Linked DNA regions of Homo sapiens: all the other regions are linked to region 2. Evidence: read pairs that join two places in POLR2A ChIA-PET (ENCODE). Cell type or tissue: MCF 10A. All regions are shown on one strand. Region 1 has its middle 200 kb from the start of LINC00392. Region 2 has its middle 140 kb from the start of LINC00392. Region 3 holds the start of KLF5 (KLF transcription factor 5). Region 4 overlaps KLF12 (KLF transcription factor 12). Region 5 has its middle 230 kb from the start of LINC00392.

Evidence for each region. Peaks named below come from ENCODE experiments on the same cell type or tissue, not always from the same donor. Only the 100,000 strongest peaks of a DNase experiment are listed, where the experiment ranks them.
Region 1: POLR2A ChIA-PET joins it to region 2 with 22 read pairs; 3 of 35 experiments call an interaction of 5 or more read pairs at or near these places.
Region 3: POLR2A ChIA-PET joins it to region 2 with 22 read pairs; 4 of 35 experiments call an interaction of 5 or more read pairs at or near these places.
Region 4: POLR2A ChIA-PET joins it to region 2 with 24 read pairs; 2 of 35 experiments call an interaction of 5 or more read pairs at or near these places.
Region 5: POLR2A ChIA-PET joins it to region 2 with 10 read pairs; 3 of 35 experiments call an interaction of 5 or more read pairs at or near these places.

What each region holds. Positions count from the first base shown.
Region 1 is chr13:73,364,078-73,368,077 of GRCh38, forward strand. No RefSeq gene overlaps it. Among named protein-coding and RNA genes, the nearest start is that of LINC00392, 200 kb to the right of the region's middle. In MCF 10A, no CTCF peak of the experiment used is centred here; a DNase peak (open chromatin) is centred at 1,734.
Region 2 is chr13:73,419,791-73,423,790 of GRCh38, forward strand. No RefSeq gene overlaps it. Among named protein-coding and RNA genes, the nearest start is that of LINC00392, 140 kb to the right of the region's middle. In MCF 10A, no CTCF peak of the experiment used is centred here; DNase peaks (open chromatin) are centred at 1,631 and 1,951.
Region 3 is chr13:73,056,672-73,060,671 of GRCh38, forward strand. It overlaps KLF5 (KLF transcription factor 5), which reads left to right and starts at 2,334. Exons shown (of 4, transcript NM_001730.5): 1 at 2,334-2,917. The coding sequence starts at 2,657. RefSeq lists silencers at 2,078-2,687, 3,008-3,097. In MCF 10A, no CTCF peak of the experiment used is centred here; DNase peaks (open chromatin) are centred at 2,160, 3,017 and 3,643.
Region 4 is chr13:73,700,824-73,704,823 of GRCh38, forward strand. The region is part of intron 7 of KLF12 (KLF transcription factor 12); the gene reads right to left. Among named protein-coding and RNA genes, the nearest start is that of LINC00393, 41 kb to the left of the region's middle. In MCF 10A, no CTCF peak of the experiment used is centred here; DNase peaks (open chromatin) are centred at 1,668 and 2,188.
Region 5 is chr13:73,336,586-73,340,585 of GRCh38, forward strand. No RefSeq gene overlaps it. Among named protein-coding and RNA genes, the nearest start is that of LINC00392, 230 kb to the right of the region's middle. In MCF 10A, no CTCF peak of the experiment used is centred here; DNase peaks (open chromatin) are centred at 406 and 1,996.

The DNA.
Region 1 (4,000 bases), 56 kb before region 2:
ATCACTTGAACCCAAAAGTTTGAGGTTGCAGTGAGCTATGATCATGCCACTGCACTTTAGCCTGAGTGATAGAGCAAGACTCTATCTCTAAAAAATTAAAAAGAAAAAGAAAACAAATTTCACCCTCTACTGCTCACTGCTCATCTTCACCAGTACTCCCAATCCTCTTAGTTCTGCTCTACTTTAAAAAATTGTTTTCCATCACACTTTTCATTTTCTAAGAGACTGTTTATGTTAGTTACTTATCATCATCACCATCATCATCATTGTCATTATCACCAATATCACCCTCATTACTGGTCTTTTAAAACTTGAATGTAAACTCCAGGATGGCAGGGATCTTTCCCCACTTTCCTTGCTGACATATCCCAAGAGCCTAGAAAAGTTCCTGGCCTAGAGTAGGCACTCCATAAGTACTGGATGAATTGGATAAAAGGTAGACTACACAGGACTGAAAACTACCGTGTTAGGTAACGTATAGGGTGTAGTGCAACTCTATGGCTATTGACTGGGGTAATGGGAAGGAAGACTGCACCAATAGTCAATACAGAAGAACCGCTTTATAAGGAAAGATGTTTGCTGGATATTCCTGTGAAGATGTCCCATACAATAATTTGTAGCTCTGCAATTCAGGGTAAAGACCTGGGATGGAAAGAGAGATTTGGAAGTCTTCTCTTGTAATTGAGGCATGAGAAGAAAGACAGAAGGTGGGTGTCTTGTGATTTTGATATTCATATCCTCAATAGGAGCAAGCCTCTGTGGCATGAAGCTCGGGAAGGCTAGAGGTGGGTGGGAATGGAGCAGAGATCAGAACTGAAGTTGGCTGGGTGCCAGAGACACATTTTACCTGCTTCAGAATTTGCCATAAAGCAAATCCGTTTATGGTTGAGGGAGGGGGAGGGTTAGAGAAGGCAGACAAACAATTCCTTGTCATTTAAAATAAAGCAGAACAAAAGGATGGCAGGGCATAACTTCGAATGCCCTCCCCAAAACAAATCAGTCTCAATCTATGTGCAATTTTGCTATTATAACTGGGCTGGAGCTGGGGCAGGGTGGGGAACAGTAATGAGGTGCAAAGGAAGGATCATGGCTGAGGTCTTCATTTTCTAAACTCTGACAGTTGAGGGAACACTCAGTGGTGTTTCTCTTCACCTTTTAGACTATCACCTTGTCCCTTCTTTGGAGCATAAATTTGTCATTAAAGCTTTCACTTGGCACAGATCCGATTCATCAGGGAAGACAGAACTCTGTGTTTGCATGCTTCAAGGCAGAGCTTGAGTCTACTTTGGCAAGTGTTACAAGGAAAGGGAGAAAAGAAAATAAGAGCCATAAATCATCTGGAGGCCAGAATACAGGATTAAAGACACTCGATCCATTTCAGAAAGGACTTCTGCTAGCATGTGTTTACTCAGTGACCCGGTATTCTCCTTTCAGCCTTTAGTCTCTCCCACTCCATTTGAGCTAGAGAAGTGACATCTTACATTAGAGCCTGCCCTGCTGTGGGGAAAGATCTGGTTCCATGCAGACTGGTGGAAGGCTTACTCCAGGTGGGGGCTTGTTTTTAGGCAGCATCCACTTTGAGAATTTCCCGTTCATGTTTATGTGATAGTACATCTTCAGAAATAATAAACACTTGTAATGCAACCCTTGTTGGTCTGCGGTAAACAAAGGAGAATGGCGTGATTCCCATCTTGTAACTAATCTGCTCTTCACATGACTAATTTAGCTGTGCATTCACAGGCTTGGTGAGAATCCAATTGTAAGGGAACGTACACTTCATTAAATTGGGCAATTTCTAAAAACCTAAGCTTTCAGATTTGTGTTTTCTACAACTGAACTTTAATGAACTATTCTTCCTTTTTAGATAGCCTGAGAACGGTTTTACACTTCATCATGAGTCACCTGGGTAATTATTACCTGGTGATTTTGTAATAAAATGCTACCTATCAAATGTATCATGCCACTCTTTGCATTATGAAGAAAAAACAATTTCTATATGCCAAATTACACCTGAAAATCGAGGAGAAAAAAATGTTATAGTTTCTTTTTAAATGTAATAACGCTCGCTGTCAAGAAATACTATAAGGAAACCATTCAGATCGTATTCTCAGGTACGGAAAGGCGTTTTACCTTAATTCTGGTTATCAGTATCCATTTGGAAATGAGATAACTTGAAAAAGAAATCGACACTTTGGAGCCTCCTATAACCCTTTGTGTTAAAGCTGGAATTTAGTTGAAGGCAGTCCTCAAATGATGACTTGTCAGTTCATTGTTTTCAATTAGAAGGTATTTATCCAGAGAGAAGAAAGAAGGAAACTAGCATTTATTTAACTAGGGTTTCCTGTTATAATGTTTCCAGTGTAATGATGCATGCACGCAAGAACTTAGTATACTGTGAATAATTATTTGTTGAATGAATAAATAAGCAATTAGCCAATGGCAAAGTGTTCTCTTTGATTTCAGGGACAAGGGGAGCCTTTCAAGCACATTCACCTATTGTTCCTTGGAGACCAGTGACATTGATAGGGAAAATACTCATGGACCGACCCCTGGAGGCTCCTGTGCCTCAGCAGTAGGGCTGGAAAAGTGTCCTCAAGGCCGGCGAGGTGGCTCAGGCCTGTAATCTCAGCACTTTGGGAGGCCGAGGAGGGTGGATCACCTGAGGTCAGGAGTTTGAGACCAGCCTGGCCAACATGGTGAAACCTCGTCTCTACTAAAAATACAAAAATTAGTCAGGTGTGGTGGTGGGCACCTGTAATCCTAGCTACTTGGGAGGCTGAGGCACAAGAATCACTTGAACCCGGGAGGCGGAGGTTGCAGTGAGCCGAGATCACACCACTGCACTCTAGCCTGGGCGAAAGAGTAAGACTTTTTCTCAAAAAAAAAAAAGTGTCCCCCCATTTTCCTGCATGCTATTAGGGAACTAATCTCAGTTTCTCTGGGAATGGAAGGTTAAGGGTTGTAACTGGGTAATCTTTCTGAGATTCTCAACCTCCTGTCTTAGTCCATGGGTGACATCCAGGGAAACTCAACAATTCCACACTGGAAAGGAGTCTCCAGTTCCAACACTTTCCTCCCCAAAACACTCACTAATCACCTGGAAGTCTGATTTCAGAGTTAGAGAATTTGGCGTAGTTTTGAAATACTATGTGTAGCAATAATGATTTCATATCAGTTTTTCATAGCCTATGTGATCAGAATGACCTGAGTCAGAACCATTCACCAGCCGGGTAGCCTTCACATCACAGGAGTGGAGCGCTTAAGATTTTTCTCACCTTCTTTATTTGTAAAAGTCACAAAGACTAAAGTTAATCCTGTTGCAAAGCCGTGGTTCAATTCATCCATGATAGACCCTGATAGGTTTGCCTGGATTTCAGCTATGTCTAATTAAGCCACGGCAATTTGCAGTAAGAGAGAACAAGATGTGATTGATGGCGTTTACTGTGGATCTGTGGAGTAAGCAGTAAACTCTTCTTTCTAGGTGCATTTGGTTACTTCAGGTCAAAGAGATTTGCATGAGAAAGTTTTGCACCTGGCAATATAAATTGCATGCTTAATAACTGCATGTGTGGCAAAGGAAATTTTATTAAGGCCTCGGGGCAGATTGGACTTACAGACTGTACATGCTAACACCAGGAAGGGGCAAGCACAGGGGCTAGTTGCAAAGGATTACAATCTGAGTCTAGGTCTGATGTAGACTCCAATTCTGAGCAACACTTTTGATGGTTTGTACCAGGAGTCAGGGCTGGGAAATGCCTCTGAGCTAAACGAGCAGAAGCAGAAATTTGGTACTTGTCTTTATATATGTATATACATACATGTGTGTGTGCGTGTGTGTATATATATATATATGAAATTGTCAAGTTTTGTGGGAGAAGATTAAGTTTAAGAAGTCTAAGAACAGTTTGAATAAGTTACACTCTAGAACTCTGGGGAGATGAAAGGTGAGTGATTAAGGTGGTTTCGATCTACACCATAGTAAGTGTTCAGCACTCTCTTT
Region 2 (4,000 bases):
GGTAGTTTTCTGATGGTTGTTCTCAAATGGGAATTAAAAGCTGATGTCAGTGTATGAGGGTGATAGTAAGGTATCCCCCAGAATTTTGAAAATAAGGTGCTCTTTTTTAAAACATTAACTTTCCATGAAGTTAGAATTGCAAAATTCTTACACAATGGATATGATTAGCCATCTGTATATGGTGAATTGAGAATTTGGGAAATACTATCATTTCAACTTAGGTAAACGGAGGAATATGAGAAAGAAAGACTGGAATATGAGAAAGAAAGACAATGTGGTTGTAACTTTGTACTCAGTTTGTGGAAACTCAAACATTTGTTTCCTTTCCTGACTTGGAGGAAACATCTCTGATAACAAGGCTCATCAAATACGGAGGCCTAGAAAATGTTGAGAGTCACAGAAGCCAAATCTCAGGGGAGACTTGGCAAGACCCTCCTCTACTGGCTGAGGATCTCATGCTGTTTAAGGTCAGCTCAGTCCTCCATTCTGATTCCCTCCATGCTCCTCACCATGCAACCTTCAGATGATTTGCCTTTCCACCTGGCTGGGTGGTGGGATAAAGTGTACTGATCTTCCAACCTTCCTGACAGTTGAATTTCTTTATATATATATTTTTTATTTCAACCACTTGTACCCCAAATTTTTTATTTGTGTACTCATAGCTTAGCTCCCATTTATAAGTGAGAACATAACGGTTTTTGGTTTTCCACTCCTGTGTTACTTCACTTAGAATAATGGCCTCTAGCTCCATCCAAGATGCTGCAAAAGACACTATTGCATTCCTTTTAATGAATGAGTAGTATTCCACAGTGTGTGTGTGTATATATATATATTTCTTATATATACATACAAGAAATAATATATACAAGAAATAAATACATACATATACATATATATTTCGTGTGTGTGTGTGTATATATATATATATATATATATATATATACAAGAAAATGTGAGATATATATATATATCATTGACTCATTAGTCAATGGGCACGTAAGTTGGTTCCACATCTTTGCAGTTGTGAATTACGCTGTTATAAATATATGTGTGCAAGTGTCTTTTTCATATAATGACATCTTTTTCATATAATGACATATAATGACATCTTTTCCTTTGGGTAGATACCCAGTAGTGGGATTGCTGGATCGAATTGTAGATTTACCTTTAGCTCTTCAAGGAATCTTCATAACTGACAGTTGAATTTCTCATAGCAAATGATTTATAGATCAGTTGCTATGAGCTGAGTTCACGTAAATCTACTCACAAGAGATGACTTGCCCATTGGCAGGCTTGTAAGAGGGGTCTGAATCTATAGGTTTCATATCATGGTATTTTTTTTTACAATGAATGCAAACAAGGATTGTCTAAGCAGTCTCTCTCTCTTTCTCTCTGTCTCATTGCTTGCCCTCCTCAAGCTGAAACAAAAATATTATTTTAAAATATTTTCCATTCAAGTAATGATTCTTCTCCAGCTCACACAGATGAGATCTCCCTCCTTACCCCTAGAAGGTGGAGATGATGAGTTTGGGTTACGCCTTCATAGAAGGAGGCACTGAGAGGCTCTCAAGCTGTGCAGCAAGAATGGTTCTCATGTGAGAACAGTGGTGGGGTTGATGACTCACAGGAGCACCGGCCACATTTAATAGACACTTTGTACCTCAATCATTTTGAAATGTTAAGAACTCCAATATTCATTTTGACACGTATTGGTAGTTTCCTGCATTGCTTTCCAGTGCGTCAATAGTAAGGCTTTGTCTAGATGACTGGTAACAATACGGTTCCATATATCATAAAACTGTGTAGATAAATGTGTATTGGTTTTAGATAGTCATGGATTTCCCAACTCTTACACCAGCACTGTAGTGAATCTCACTACCACACTACCTCTGGTTGTGACCTTATCAGGTTTCATAAGCTGAATAGGCTTTGGCTGGGACAATTTGTGAGTGGCAACAACCCAAAGAAAACCAGGTGCTACAGGAAGTGGAACGGGTGATTCAGTCAGGTTCATTCTTTCTTATGATTCAGGCTGACCCACTAACTAATCATTGTGAGTGGGCACTCTGCTTTCAGGGATGCTTGTGAATAAGACGTATAGTAAATGTCTTAATCACTTTTGCTGACTGAAAAGCTTTCACAGAGATTGTTTTTCAGAATTTCGAAATGGAGAAATCAATTCTATTGTGGTAATAAAAGTTATTGGTAATCCCATGGTGGATATGGTATATGCTCTATTTCCTATCTTTACTCAATATTGCAATGTGCAATATGTTATTAAGTACCCAAGGCATTTTGATTCATAACTATGTTTGCATTCGGCAATGAATGTATTTATTCTTTTTTTGAGTTTATTAAGTCTTTGAACTTTAAAGTAATATATAAGTAAAGTTACTTGTTTATTTCATTTATTTATGTTCTCTCTCCAGGATTTAATAAGAACTAACAAATAGAAGCAATAAGTTAATAAATGAGAATACTGAGGCAGGAAGAAAATACAACTAAGAAATTAAGGCAAACATAAAAGTTAAGGTTAGCATATATTATAGCTCAAATATAAAAGACAGTTATAACAAAACCATCTTGCCTAATTCAGAGGAGAAAGTGTCATAATTAAGCTCTCACTGTTTGCCATGAGACAGATCTGATTGGCCTCTCAACTCTGCCATTTACTAACCGTGTCACCTTAGGGACATGTGAAATGACGATAGGAGTTATATCTACTCTCAAGAGTTATTAGTGAGTATTAAAGGAGATTGCTCTGTGAAATGTATAGTGTGATGCCTGGTACATAGGAAGGTTTATCAAATGGCAATTATTTATATTATGATAATGATTATTACATTAATTTCCATAAATTTGTGATTGAAGAGTTCCCAGTTGCCTTTGGGAAAAAAAAAAAAAGCTTTAATGCGACCTAGTGGCCTTTTAAAATATATTTGTGTCCTTCTGAAGATCAGAGGGGGCATGACTTCAGCAGGTCTTGGAGCATATGACATTGTTCATGTCCATTGTCTTCCTAAGCCACAGAGCAAGATCCCTCAGTGATGGCTCGATCTGCTTCAGGGTCCTGCTATAGTTTAAACCTCCCTTGACTTCATCGCTTCCAGCTTTTCAAGGGTGATATGTATGCCTCCTAAAGGTTTGAATGGCCAATGCAGGAATCAGTTAACAATGTATTTGTTCATTTTATGAGCCATGTGAGTATGTAGGGAAATTTTCTTGTTCAGCTTCACTCAGAGGTGAGTAGGAGATACACTTGTCTTGGCTGCTCCTCACTGCTCATGGCCTGGAGAAAATGGAATGTTCCCAGGGCTTTGACAAAGACCTTGTACAACCTGCAGCGTTCTTCACCTAATCCCTCAGTATATTCCTCCTTAGGAGGAGCTACTCCTGATTCACTGCCACAGGCACAGCCACCTACAATGCTTACTTAGAGTGAAACTTTGATCCTACAATGCAAGAATCATCTTAATGACGCTGCAGCTGCCCTAGGCAGGTTGGCTGCTCACTATATATCTATATATTTGGGAAAATAAAGATCTGCCAAGGAAGGTACATCCAAGGAGGCCAGGGGCTGGCTGTAGGGAAGGAATAAGGGGCTTCACTGTCCTTTGTTTTTTGTATTGTTTTCTTTTTTGAGATGGAGTCTTGCTGTATCACCCAGGCTGGAGTGCAGTGCCATGTTCTCAGCTCACTGCAACCTCTGCCTCCCAGGTTCAAGCAATTCTCCTGCCTCAGCCTCTCAAGTAGCTGGAACTACAGATACGCACGACCATGCTGGGCTAATTTATGTATTTTTAGTAGAGACGGGGTTTCACCATGTTGGCCAGGATGGTCTAGAAATACTGGATTAAAGTGATCCACCCACCTCGGCCTCCCAAAGTGCTGGGATTACAGGCATGAGCCACCGCACCTGGCTTTCACTGTCCTTTCTAAAAATATTTCATTACATTAAGAAAAAAATGAATTATAAGTAGTATGTATTTATTGAGAACAT
Region 3 (4,000 bases), 360 kb before region 2:
ACTATTGTACAGTGCTAAGCTAGTTATTTTCTGTGAGACTGCAGAGCAGGGCATTTCAGAGAAACTATTACTTAAAAGTGGCAGCCCTATTTCATGAATCTTTATGCCCAAAATGGAATTTTAAAACCTGCTACTGTATTGGAGCAAAAAGGAATATATTCAGTTACTATAAGAACCCCAACGCTAGCTTCATATCTATATTATGAAAAGTGGAAATATGAAAAATTAACAAGACTAAAAATATTAAAAACTTAGTTGTATGGTTTTTTTTTTGCAATGAAAAAGCTTTTGTAAATGAAAGCATGTTAAAAAGTGGTGTGAAATTATAGAAGCATTTCCAGTAAAATACATGGATTTTATTGCAGTGAAAACTTAGGTTGAAAGACCGGGCCACTGAAGCTCTCGTAAAAAGACAAAAGGAAAGGTCTAGATAGGTTTAAAAGCACATTAAGATACAGCTACCGAATGTATTAAATCTAAGTTAGATTTAGCTTAAAGTTACAAGAGCACAAAAGTTCTATTAAGAATTATCTACATCACATTTAGGTTTGATGTTATCAGAATTAAGTAACTAAAAATCTTTCAAAGCTCAATTTTTTAAAAGAGTTACATTAAATCCCATCCTAATTCTATAATCTGTTTCTAAGCTAATTAATTACATGATAGGTTTTACATTAGAGAAAAGCAGGACAGCTTTTTAAAGATGAAGATGGACAGCATGGGGCTGCTTGGTTAGAGAAAAACTTGCAAAAGCACTTATTAAATAATACTTTGATAACATGAAAGTAGTCATCAGCCATTCTCTGAAGGCAGTGATCACAGCTATAAAAATGAATCATGTGTCAACAGGAAGAGAAGGAAAAGGAGAAAAACCCAGTTTACAGCATAATTTTATATTTTCTAATAATAAATACATTTCTTTATGTGCATATTAATTTTCTACCCATTGAAAATGAGATCCATACCTTTGATAGATACACTCTTTGAAGTGAACGTTTTTATCCAAGACTTTTTTTTAAAGCTGTTTTACTCTGAAGTGATGAATAGGCTGTGGTATATGTAAAACTGTCTAATGGTATATTGTGTGTCAACATATGTACATTTGTAGTAATATCACAGGCATTTTTATTGCAGTTTATTGTTCCGTCCTCCCAATAAGCCAGATAAAATCATGTACAAGAACATTAAGGATTAAGGGAAGTGGTTTCCTTAGGTGATTGCTGGCAAAAATTCACCCTCCCATTATAACAACATAGTAAATGGATGGTAATATATTTGGCTATTACTTTCCAACAAATTTGGATTCCCAGTTTTCAGAGCTGCTCTGTGTCTATGTTTGCGGCTTTTTGATTGTCTCTTCGTAGGAAAAGGTGCCACAATGTGAGGTAAATGTGCTAGGTTTCTGCTTTGTAAATATTAAAGTCCATTTTTTGAACATACAGTGCTAGCAAAAATAAGTCAAAGATGTAATGTCTATTTAAATACACGTTTGAGCTAGTCGTGCTTAAATTAGATTCCATGCTTCGGCTAGAATCAACACGGCTTAAATATTAGAAACTTCAAAATTCATATGGCCCAAGCCCTCCTCCCCACACACGGATGGGAAGTAGAAATGTGTGGGAAAACGTCTAGCAATTAAAATCCTGAAGGAGTGGGAAAAACCCAGGCTTTTATGCAAGGATCTGAAAAAACGCTTGCCATCAAATCTTTTATTCAGGCATTCTGAATTTGCCTTGTTAAACGGATACACTCACTGCTAAAGATACACAGGGACAAGAGCTGTTTTAAATTTGTTTATCACACCGCCCCTAGTTTTCTGCTAAAGAGAAGTACATTTTGGATATTTAAAAGTACACACTCATTAGACAAATCTCTAAAAGCCTCAGCGCCCCTACCTAGCTGCCTTCTGGGTTTCAGCTTTTGAGTTTCAGGTCCTTGCACAACACCTAAGACGTGCAATACTCTTTTTCTTCCTAATCCTGGCAGAGAACAGTGCGAAGAGATCTCCCTCCGCGTCTCCACCCTAATTCCCCCTCTTCCCAGATTCCACCCGCTCCGCTACTTCCCTCCGCCCCCGGCTCCGCCAGCCCAATCTGTCAGAGAAGTTGTGTACAAACTGCGCGGCCGCCCTGCGCGCGAAGCTCGTGGCCCGAGAGGGGTGCGGTCGGGCCGACGGAGGCGGGGCCCTGGCTGCCTCTCTCCCTGCTCATAGGCTGGCCGCTCAGGCCTGGCCGGCCTCGGGGCCTCGGGATTCGCGGCGGCGCTGCCAATCAGGCGATCGGGCCCCGCCCCCCCGGAGTTGGGTGAAATAGAGGCGGGCGTCAAGTGTCAGTAGTCGCGGGGCAGGTACGTGCGCTCGCGGTTCTCTCGCGGAGGTCGGCGGTGGCGGGAGCGGGCTCCGGAGAGCCTGAGAGCACGGTGGGGCGGGGCGGGAGAAAGTGGCCGCCCGGAGGACGTTGGCGTTTACGTGTGGAAGAGCGGAAGAGTTTTGCTTTTCGTGCGCGCCTTCGAAAACTGCCTGCCGCTGTCTGAGGAGTCCACCCGAAACCTCCCCTCCTCCGCCGGCAGCCCCGCGCTGAGCTCGCCGACCCAAGCCAGCGTGGGCGAGGTGGGAAGTGCGCCCGACCCGCGCCTGGAGCTGCGCCCCCGAGTGCCCATGGCTACAAGGGTGCTGAGCATGAGCGCCCGCCTGGGACCCGTGCCCCAGCCGCCGGCGCCGCAGGACGAGCCGGTGTTCGCGCAGCTCAAGCCGGTGCTGGGCGCCGCGAATCCGGCCCGCGACGCGGCGCTCTTCCCCGGCGAGGAGCTGAAGCACGCGCACCACCGCCCGCAGGCGCAGCCCGCGCCCGCGCAGGCCCCGCAGCCGGCCCAGCCGCCCGCCACCGGCCCGCGGCTGCCTCCAGAGGACCTGGTCCAGGTAGGAAGAGCCGCTCCCCTCCCACCGCAGCACTCCCGGGCTCGGGCGTGTCCCGTTGCTGCGACTCGCGGGCGACAGGGGCCGCTCCAGGCTGGGGCGTGCGTCGGGGCGCACCGGAGCCGGTGCTGGGTGGGCAGCCCCGCCCTGCACGCCTGGCCGGGGCCCCGCGTTTCGCTGAGAGTAAATGGGGGGGGGGGCCGGGGGTGGGAAGGATGGAGGGGAATCTGCCCCGGCGGGTCGGCCTGGGAGAGGTAAGAGGGAGGGAACTGGGTGCTCACGCGCACCTTAGTTGTTTTTCTTACACTTGAGGGACGAAACCTTGTACCTTACGCTCAGTTTTACTTAAATTACGCCTTCGCCTGTACCGCTCTCCAATGCCAAGGCATTGGAGCCCTCCCCCCCATCCCCATCGTCTCGGGTTAAGTAGAAACGCAAATTGGGGTGCTGGGGAGAGGTTCCCCAAGGTTTCATACCCGGTGGCTCAACCTGCTTTAGAAGCGATTGCGGGCCGCGTTTGGAAAATGAGAGTTAGGAAAGCTAAGGTTGTGTCGGAGCGCTTATTTTTCCTTAAAAAAAAAAAAAAAAAAAAAAGACCGGGGGTGTTGTTTTCTTCGTGTGCACGTAAATTTCCTCCCGGAGCCGCGTTGAAAGCTGGCAGTTGGCTTTTACACTTGCCCAGCAGCCGAATTAGAGCAACCGCCTGTTTCTTTCGCCCACGCAGGGAGTCATATAGCCCAGAAAAAACTTCCCGGGACTTTTAGCCTGTCCCAAGGAAAAAAAAATTGGAAACATACCCACATGCAAACAGCTGGAAGAGCTAAAATCAGAAACCACTAACCGCCGCGGGAGCGCAGTGCACGAAAGGGTTTAGTTCAGTTTATTTCAAGACACTTCATTTAGTAGCTCTTTGGCGTGTCGTATATTTGCTACCCAGCGCCTACTCCGTGGGGTCTGCCAGGGTCTTGCTGTGAGAGGGCAGTGGCGTTTGTCAGAGATGTGACTCACATGATGAGAGCGTTAATTTTTATTTTTAAATCATGTCTATCCGGGAAACCCCGTCCGCATCCACACCAAGGTCCGAGA
Region 4 (4,000 bases), 280 kb after region 2:
AGCTACTGCATTGTGTTTTAACAGGACACTGTATCTTATGTTTGTGCTTTGAAGCAATTTAAAGCACACAATCTTATAAACACATTAAGACAGCAGAAACTAACTTCATGATGAGAGTAAAAAAACTAATTAGAAAGATAATTAAGTTTGTAAGATATCCAGTAGTATGTGTAAATGAGCCCTGAAAGGCTATCATAAAGAACAGAATTGTCTTTTTTGTCTTCTTTCCTTTAAAAACTTGCTAGAAAATAGAAAGCTAAATATAATTTTTAAGAAGTCAGCAGCAGGGACAGAATGGTGAATTTTCCATGAAAATGTTCCTATGAAAAGAGTTGGCTGGGACAATAAATGGAGTCAGACCCCTCCCAGGGCCTGGGCTGCTGCTGCACCTGGGCGACTCTGCATCAGGTTGAGCAGTGGTGATCAGAAACTTGATTTCTATTAATTTCTTTAGAAATAATGCATTTCCCCTAAACTCATTTGAATTAGAATTCTTCAAATTACTTGAATTCTGTAACACACATAAGAGGAATGTGCAAATGTGTTATTCAAAACTATTTTCTCTGGAAATAAGCTAAAAATAAAGACAGCCTACCTACCTTCTTTGCTTCTTTTGTCTAACTCACAAGTACACAGTCAACCTCTTTTGACAATAGTCTTTAAAAATGTGTTTTATGTTTTTCTGAATAATCTAAAGTTTTGACTTTACTTTGATTTGATAATCTTTGATTTTGGTTTCTTATATTAAATCTATGAAAGAGCAAACTTACAGAAAAAGGTATTGTGCATTTCTTTGCCAATAAATCTTAATAAGTTTTTTTTGTTTTTAAGTTGAGACATTACATTTTTGATGTAAAGAGAAAAATCAAAGGACACTAGTTGGGTAACGGGTGGCTAGCTGGGTGATACCATGCCAGTGCTTGGTGTATAGCTTATTAACTTCTAGGTCTTCAATTCTGAAGGGATGGTCTCTATGTCCCATGATAAATCCTTAGGCCACTTCCAGGTTTTGTATTTAAAAAAAAAGAATATGACCATTTTCACCACAACCTGTGCTTCTCCAGTTCTGTGAAAAACCTGGACTAAACTAGGAAAACTTCTGAAAAAGAAACGTGTTAACCAACACTAATAAGAAGAGCATCTGTTTTTTAAAGTGAAATAGTCCTCTAAATGTTAAAAAAGACGACATACCACACACACACACAAAAAAAGGGTGGGGGAGGTGTGGTTGTTATTGTTCATCCTGAAAACTCTGTAACTCCATTTCGGAGTTCATGTTAAATACAACTTTCTATGTATATGCAGCATATAAAAATGTAGGTATTATTTAAATAGACTAAGTGTTCTGGGAAAACAAAAACTCACATCAGGGTTTTGTTTTGTTTTTTCTTGAAATAACCAACTGATGGATTATGAAAACGGCTGTCTCTTTCAATTTTGGTTAAAGAAAAGGATTAAGAGTCACTAAGTGCATTTCCATGACATTTACCCAGCAGAAGGCAGAATAAAGTCTAAAGAAAACACCAGGTATTGAATGGATTCCCAAAACCCACCAAACAAAAATAACTTTTTCAGGTACCTCCCATTTCGCCATCTGAAATGCTGAAAGGTACATGTGTACTGAGACAAAAGACAGGTGCCCTTTCATATTAAAATGACGTGTGAGCAACGCACATAAGAGGAATGTGCAGTTTGAAAAAGCCTGTGTTAAACAAAACATCCATGTTCTCATCAGCTTCTCTATTATTTTCTCAAGCAACTGAAAAGGAACACCTTTTGCAACAGGAAGCACAGGCATTTTCTTAGGTTCAGAAGTGCATTTCTGAAACGTGTCCCTGTTTAACTTTTATAAAGTTACGGGGCCCCAGACACTGACAAATGAGCTTCATTACATTCAAGGCTCAACGTATTTGCTGTGACAATCTGTTTCACTTGAGGAATGGTATTTGCATATGAGGAAAAAAACAAGAATCAAGATTCCTATCTTGTCTTCTGGTTTCTGTTACATTAGTTCATGAAAGTTCACAGAATCTAGATCTGGAAGGAAATTAGGTACCTTCAAGATGAGGAAACTGAAACCTAGAGGCGGGGAAAGAGCTGAGATTACAAGGCCCCTGACTTGTCTGCAGACAGACCAGGCGGCTATACCTCTTCATAGTTTACGGCAGCATACAATACCACAGGTTTTGAAATCTGAAAGAGCACACAGCCATATACAGGCTTAGTCACCTATATGAGATTGATCCAAGGCCAAAAAGTTAAGCTTTCTGAAAGCTTCCCAGTTTGAAAGTTTCCCAGTTTCCTCATCTGTAAAACAGGAATGCCATTTACTCCTGCAGCACTGTTGGGAAACTCAAAAATACACACACTACATACCTGGCAAATAATACCCACTCAATAAAGGATATTTTATATTTACAAAATTCAGGGTATTTCTGTTTTTATAAAGAAATAAAAATAATATAAAGTTAAAAATGGATCCTGTTTGCTATTTTTTCAGCAATTAATTATAGTTTTGGGGTAAGCAGATGCCAATCCTGATGCGATTTTCTTAACATTTTAAAGTATAAAGGTACTTTATAGGCCAAGCAGACCAATCTATTCCATAATGTCCATTTGGTCCTGTCAATTCAATCAAATAAGTAATCAATATGCCAGTCTCCATCCTACTGAATTGCCTGGACTGAATTAATTGGCTATCTTTTTCATTAGGTATTATGAAGACCAAGTGGGTTCCTTCTTTCCTCCTCTAAATAATACTGCATATTCTCTAATAAGTATTGTTGATAAAAATTATATTTGCTAAAGCATATAGTACTTTCCATGTACCATACTTTGCTCTAAGAGCTTTATGGATATTACCTCATTTAATTTTGATAACTTCCTAAAGAAGTCGTTGCAATAACTAACCCCACTTCACCCAGTGTCGTCACCCAGTTAGCATGTGTCTCAATTGCCACTCACCCTGCCTCTCAACATTTTAAATTAGTGCTGTCATAAACCAGGATATCTGGTCAGAACTGGGCACGGAGACTGCAAATGTGAGCTACTACTCACAGGACAGACAATAGTGTTAACAAACACAGGCTAGCCCTTCTCACCCAGAAATCCGATATAAGTGAACTAAAATATCCCATAATAAAAGTGAACTTTAGTGTAAGTAAAAAGTTCAAGGTCAAAAGACAATATTTTATTTGGCTGTTCTGAGTTTTCATTTCTACGTAGTGACCTTTCTTTTCCTATGTGACTGGTTACTTTTTCCTTGGTTTCTTTTGCAGAGACCTCTTCCTTTACCTGTTGCATAAACGTTTCCAAAGATTTTGACTTAACTTCTCGCGTGGCAGGTGTTCCTCTTGGCTCATATGTCTTCCACTACAACCTATAAGGGAAAAGACTCCTAAGCAGCTATACCTCAGTCTCTCTCCTAAGCGCCAGAGAGGGAGACAGGACATTTCCAACTGGTGGTCTGAAAGCATCTTCAATATGAGCAAAACTTGCTCAGCATTTGCCACCTAAACATGTTCCTCTTCCGGTTTTTCTGGAAAAACAGTAATTCCATCTACTCAGGTACCAAATCGTCAATGTCTCCAGTTGGAGAGATTTCTTGGACTCTTCCCTCTGTGTGACTCCCTGCCTGCCCCACTCTGATAATTACATCTGCCAGTTCTGCCTTCTAAAATCTATCCAGCAATCCTCCCAGTTTATCCCCACAGTGGTGGTCTACCTTGCTTTAGGTCCTTTCCACCTTTTACCAGGACCAGTTTCTAATGATTCTGTTTCTCCGTCTTGCCTCCTATGCACACCAATTTATTGTCCATGCTGTAGAGAAAGAAAACTTTTTGAAAGATAATCTGATCATGCCACTTGTTGGCCCCATAGTACCCTGAGACACTCTCTTCACACCACGCTGTGATTGAAGGTTTTCCTCTCTGTCCGACTCAGCAGTGCCGACTCAGCAGTGCCGTACTGTGGATGACTTTGAGCCTTCTTACCACTGTAT
Region 5 (4,000 bases), 83 kb before region 2:
TTTTTGACCAGCTCGTCAATCTTTAAATCTGTTTTGCAAAATCTTAGTTAAAAAAGTATTTCTTTTCAAAGACGAGAGTAACTTTTAAAAAATTTGTGTCATTCTACAGATTCCATTTTCCTGCTGCAAACTAGAGATCCTGTCTCATCTTGGATGTAATTCCTACAGTTAGACTTCTATCAAAGGGTCATTGTGCCAACTGGAATTCTTTCCAATTCGAGAAATAAGAATTTGAGGAATCTCTAAGGGTAGAAATGACTTCTATCGGGAGACAGCACACTAACGCAAGAGGGCCAATGGGGTTCTGCCACCTGTATTTGTAAATAAAATTTCACTGGTACACAGCCATGCCTGTTCACTATTGTCTATGGTTACTTTGTGTTACAAAGGCCAAGTTGAGTAATTGCAGCAGAGGTTATGTGGCAGCAAAGCCTAAGAGATTTGTTATCTGGCCTCTTACCGAAAAAGTTTACCTATCCTTGTTGTGTATCATTCTGATTCACAATTTATCACCCTCAGCACTATTGACATGCAGGGCTGGGTGATCTTTCCTGTGTATGTTGGGGGAGTGTCTTGTGCTTTATAGGATGTTTAGTGGCATCCTTGGCCTCCTCTATGCACTACATACCAGAAGACCCCCTACCCTCACCCCAGTGGTGACCATCAAAAAGGCCTCCAGATGTTCCCAAATGTCCTGGTTGAGAACCATGATTCCAGCTTGACAGATTCTGTCTTTTCAACTGGAGAGGAGAGGAGTCCATACCTACTTCATGCCTTAAGAATCTCTTCCATCAGAAAACTTTGCACTAGAACATTCTTCCAAGGAATACAATGTCTTCTGCTATTATATCAATTCCTGTCTGTCCTTTCAGTTTTTAAAAGAGGCAGAACACTACTGATCTCCATTGCTTGAATAGAAGTTTCTCTAGAATCTTTGTACTTACTAAGAAGTCATTCCTCCCCTCAATATTATTCAGTGCTACCGTCACTTCAAGCCCACATAAATGGAATAATTTGGATTTTCTACTACAGAAAAAGTAGCAGTTGTGTACATGCAAGCTATTATCACTGTTACAGTTCTTCCTCTGACTTAACCTGAGACCGGTATGTGGAGCTATCTTCATTAAGATATCCATTAAGAAATTTAGTGAATGAGAAAGATTTATGGCATGTATCCTAATCAGAGAAGCATCACTGTCTGAGAATGTGAATGATTCCCTTTCTAAACTCTACAATTACCTGGTTCTGTTTCACTATAAGAATTGCCTCAACAATATAATTATACTGCAAGTATTTTTCTTTTCACATTTTATCTTCATTTAGTTAATGACAAAGCTGTATATAGACACATACATATATATGTGTGTGTGTATATATATATGCATATATATATATATGAAGTCTTCCAACTTCTTTTAAAACAAAGGGGTGGCTTAAACTAACTGACTTTAAGGAAAGAGTTTTTCTCTTAAAAGCTGACATCTAAAAAATAGATCTATATTTCTTTTTAAATAGGTTAACAGAATTACAATTTTAGCAATCTAAATAATATTGTTGAACCTGATGGTATTTGTACTTTCTGAACTAAGCAGATATTATCTTTTAATATTTATCTTAAGCAGATATGGGTGAACTGATTTTTATGAAGAAGTCTTGTAGAAATTAAACAAGAAACATTTAGTTCCTCCAGAGTCATCAAGGTAGATGACGATTATATAGAGAAAATGAAGCTATTTCATCATTTCAGAATAACTGACATGATTCATCACTGCAAATATATTAAAATTAAAGAAAACATGGATTCTTGAGAAAATGTAATTTAGAGCTCAGGACTACATTTATTATTTAGAAGGGTGAGAAGTGAGTTTAAAATAAATTCATTAACTCCCAGACTACAACGATCTGCAGTTATCCTTCCTGAATTTTACCTGATGAGGTAAACATGACCTAATGTTCCAGAGGCTTGTTCCATACGTGTGACGACTGTGACATTGCCATGGATCCAAGCAAAATATTGTTTCTCTGGCACTGCTCATGTTATCATTACCATTATGCAACCTTAAGTTTCATGTAGTTTAAATTAGAGAACCAGCAGAGTTTAGTCAAGTTCCTGTTCAACAATCCAAAGATCATTTAACTTTCTATTTAAAATTTTTTTTCTGGGGAAGTATGTTCCTTTCTTATTTGGAAATAAGAAATAACTTTTAAAGTGTCAGGAAAACAAACATTCACATAATGTTTTCTCCAGCGCTAATTCCAAAGTGATCAAAATTCTTTATAACATGCAAGTTGGAAGCATGTACTGTTTTCTTTATTTTGTCTTCAGTGATTCAAGGTGGTCTTTTTTTGTTTCCTTCTGTTTAAAAATCAAATTTCCCATGCCGGAAACTATTATTGTTTTATACTTGGGTTAATAGTCACTCTGACCTTTTTACAAAAAGCAAAAAAAAAAAAAAAAAAAAAAAAAATCAATTCAAACCTACAAACCAGTGTTTTTATTTTGAAGAAAAACAAACTTTCTTTTTTTCCATGAAAGGGACCAAAAAAAAAAAAAAACCACAGCAAACAAGTGTTTTATGATTCACAATTGCATGCTCTTCATAGTCATGGCAGTTATTATCCAATTATGTATGGTTTCTCCTGTATCATCTTGTCTGTATATCTTACGGGTGTCATTTTGTTTATTTTTGCTTTGATTATTTTAGAATTAGTACAACATACAGGATGTCTGAGCGCATCAGTTATTTTCAGGCTCAATCTTGTAAATCTCCACACCCATTTTGTGTAAAAGCTTCCACAGATCATATGAAATCTTGTGTTGATGACATGTTGAATACAGTTGCCTGAAGAAAGTTCTGACATTTGTCTTTCCCTATTTTCTCTTAGTTGCTTTATTTATATTCACTCCTTCATGTAATAATAAAATTTTAGGGTCCTCCTAATGTGTCAGAGGTGGTATTTTCCCATTACTTCCTTCTTAGGTTGATTCTGTTGTATCAGCATATGTATCCCCATCTTACAGATTTGGAAACTGAGGCTCTAGGGAGGTGGTGTAGCTAGTAACTATGGATCTATGGTCTGATACTTTTCTGCAAAATATATTTGTATATTGACTTAGGAGGTTGTATTTGTACCTATAAGTGACAAAAATAAAATAGTTTAATAAATCAACTACAGTGTTCGCTAACTGAGTCACTGTGAGGGAAAAGCATAAAGGTGGAGTAATTGGCCGTGTCTCAGAGTAAGAGCATAAATTTCTCAATTCTTCTTCATTTCTTTTGAGATGGGGTCTCCCTCTGTTGTCCAGGCTGGAATGCAGTGGTGCAATTTTGGCCCATTGCAACCTCTGCCTCCTGGGCTAAGTGATCTTCCTGCCTCAGCCTTCCAAGTAGTTAGGACTACAGGCATGCACTACCATGCCCAGATAATTTTTGTATTTTGGTAGAGATGGGGTTTCACCATGGCACCCAGGCTGGTCTTGAACTTCTGGACTCAAGTGATCCACCAGCCTCAGCCTCCCAAAGTGCTTGTATTACAGGCATGAGCCACTGCACCCGGCCAAATTTCTCAGTTCTTAAGCTGTACATTTAAGACAATTGCCTGAAGAGTAAAATATTTACTCAATCAAATTATTACTTTTTTTTAATGTGCCATTGTTGTGGTTTTGACTGATCTTCTGAAGCGGTGATTTGGCCTTACACAGTCCACAGCCTCAGGCTAGAATATCTGTAGCCTGAGCTTCTCCAACTTGCTTCCCAGGTCCTTTCTCTATGCAACAAATGAAGAAATTATTTATGTACGTGGCATTTTACTTCATTTTGAATAAATTGCATTGCACTTCTTTATATATTTAATTTTTAAAATTGTTGTAAGATATACATAATATTAAATCCAGCAATGTAACTATTTTTAAGTGTGCAATTCAGCAACGTTAAGTACATTCACAATGTTGTGCACAACCATTACCGTGATCCAGTTCTGGAACTTTTTCATCATCTCA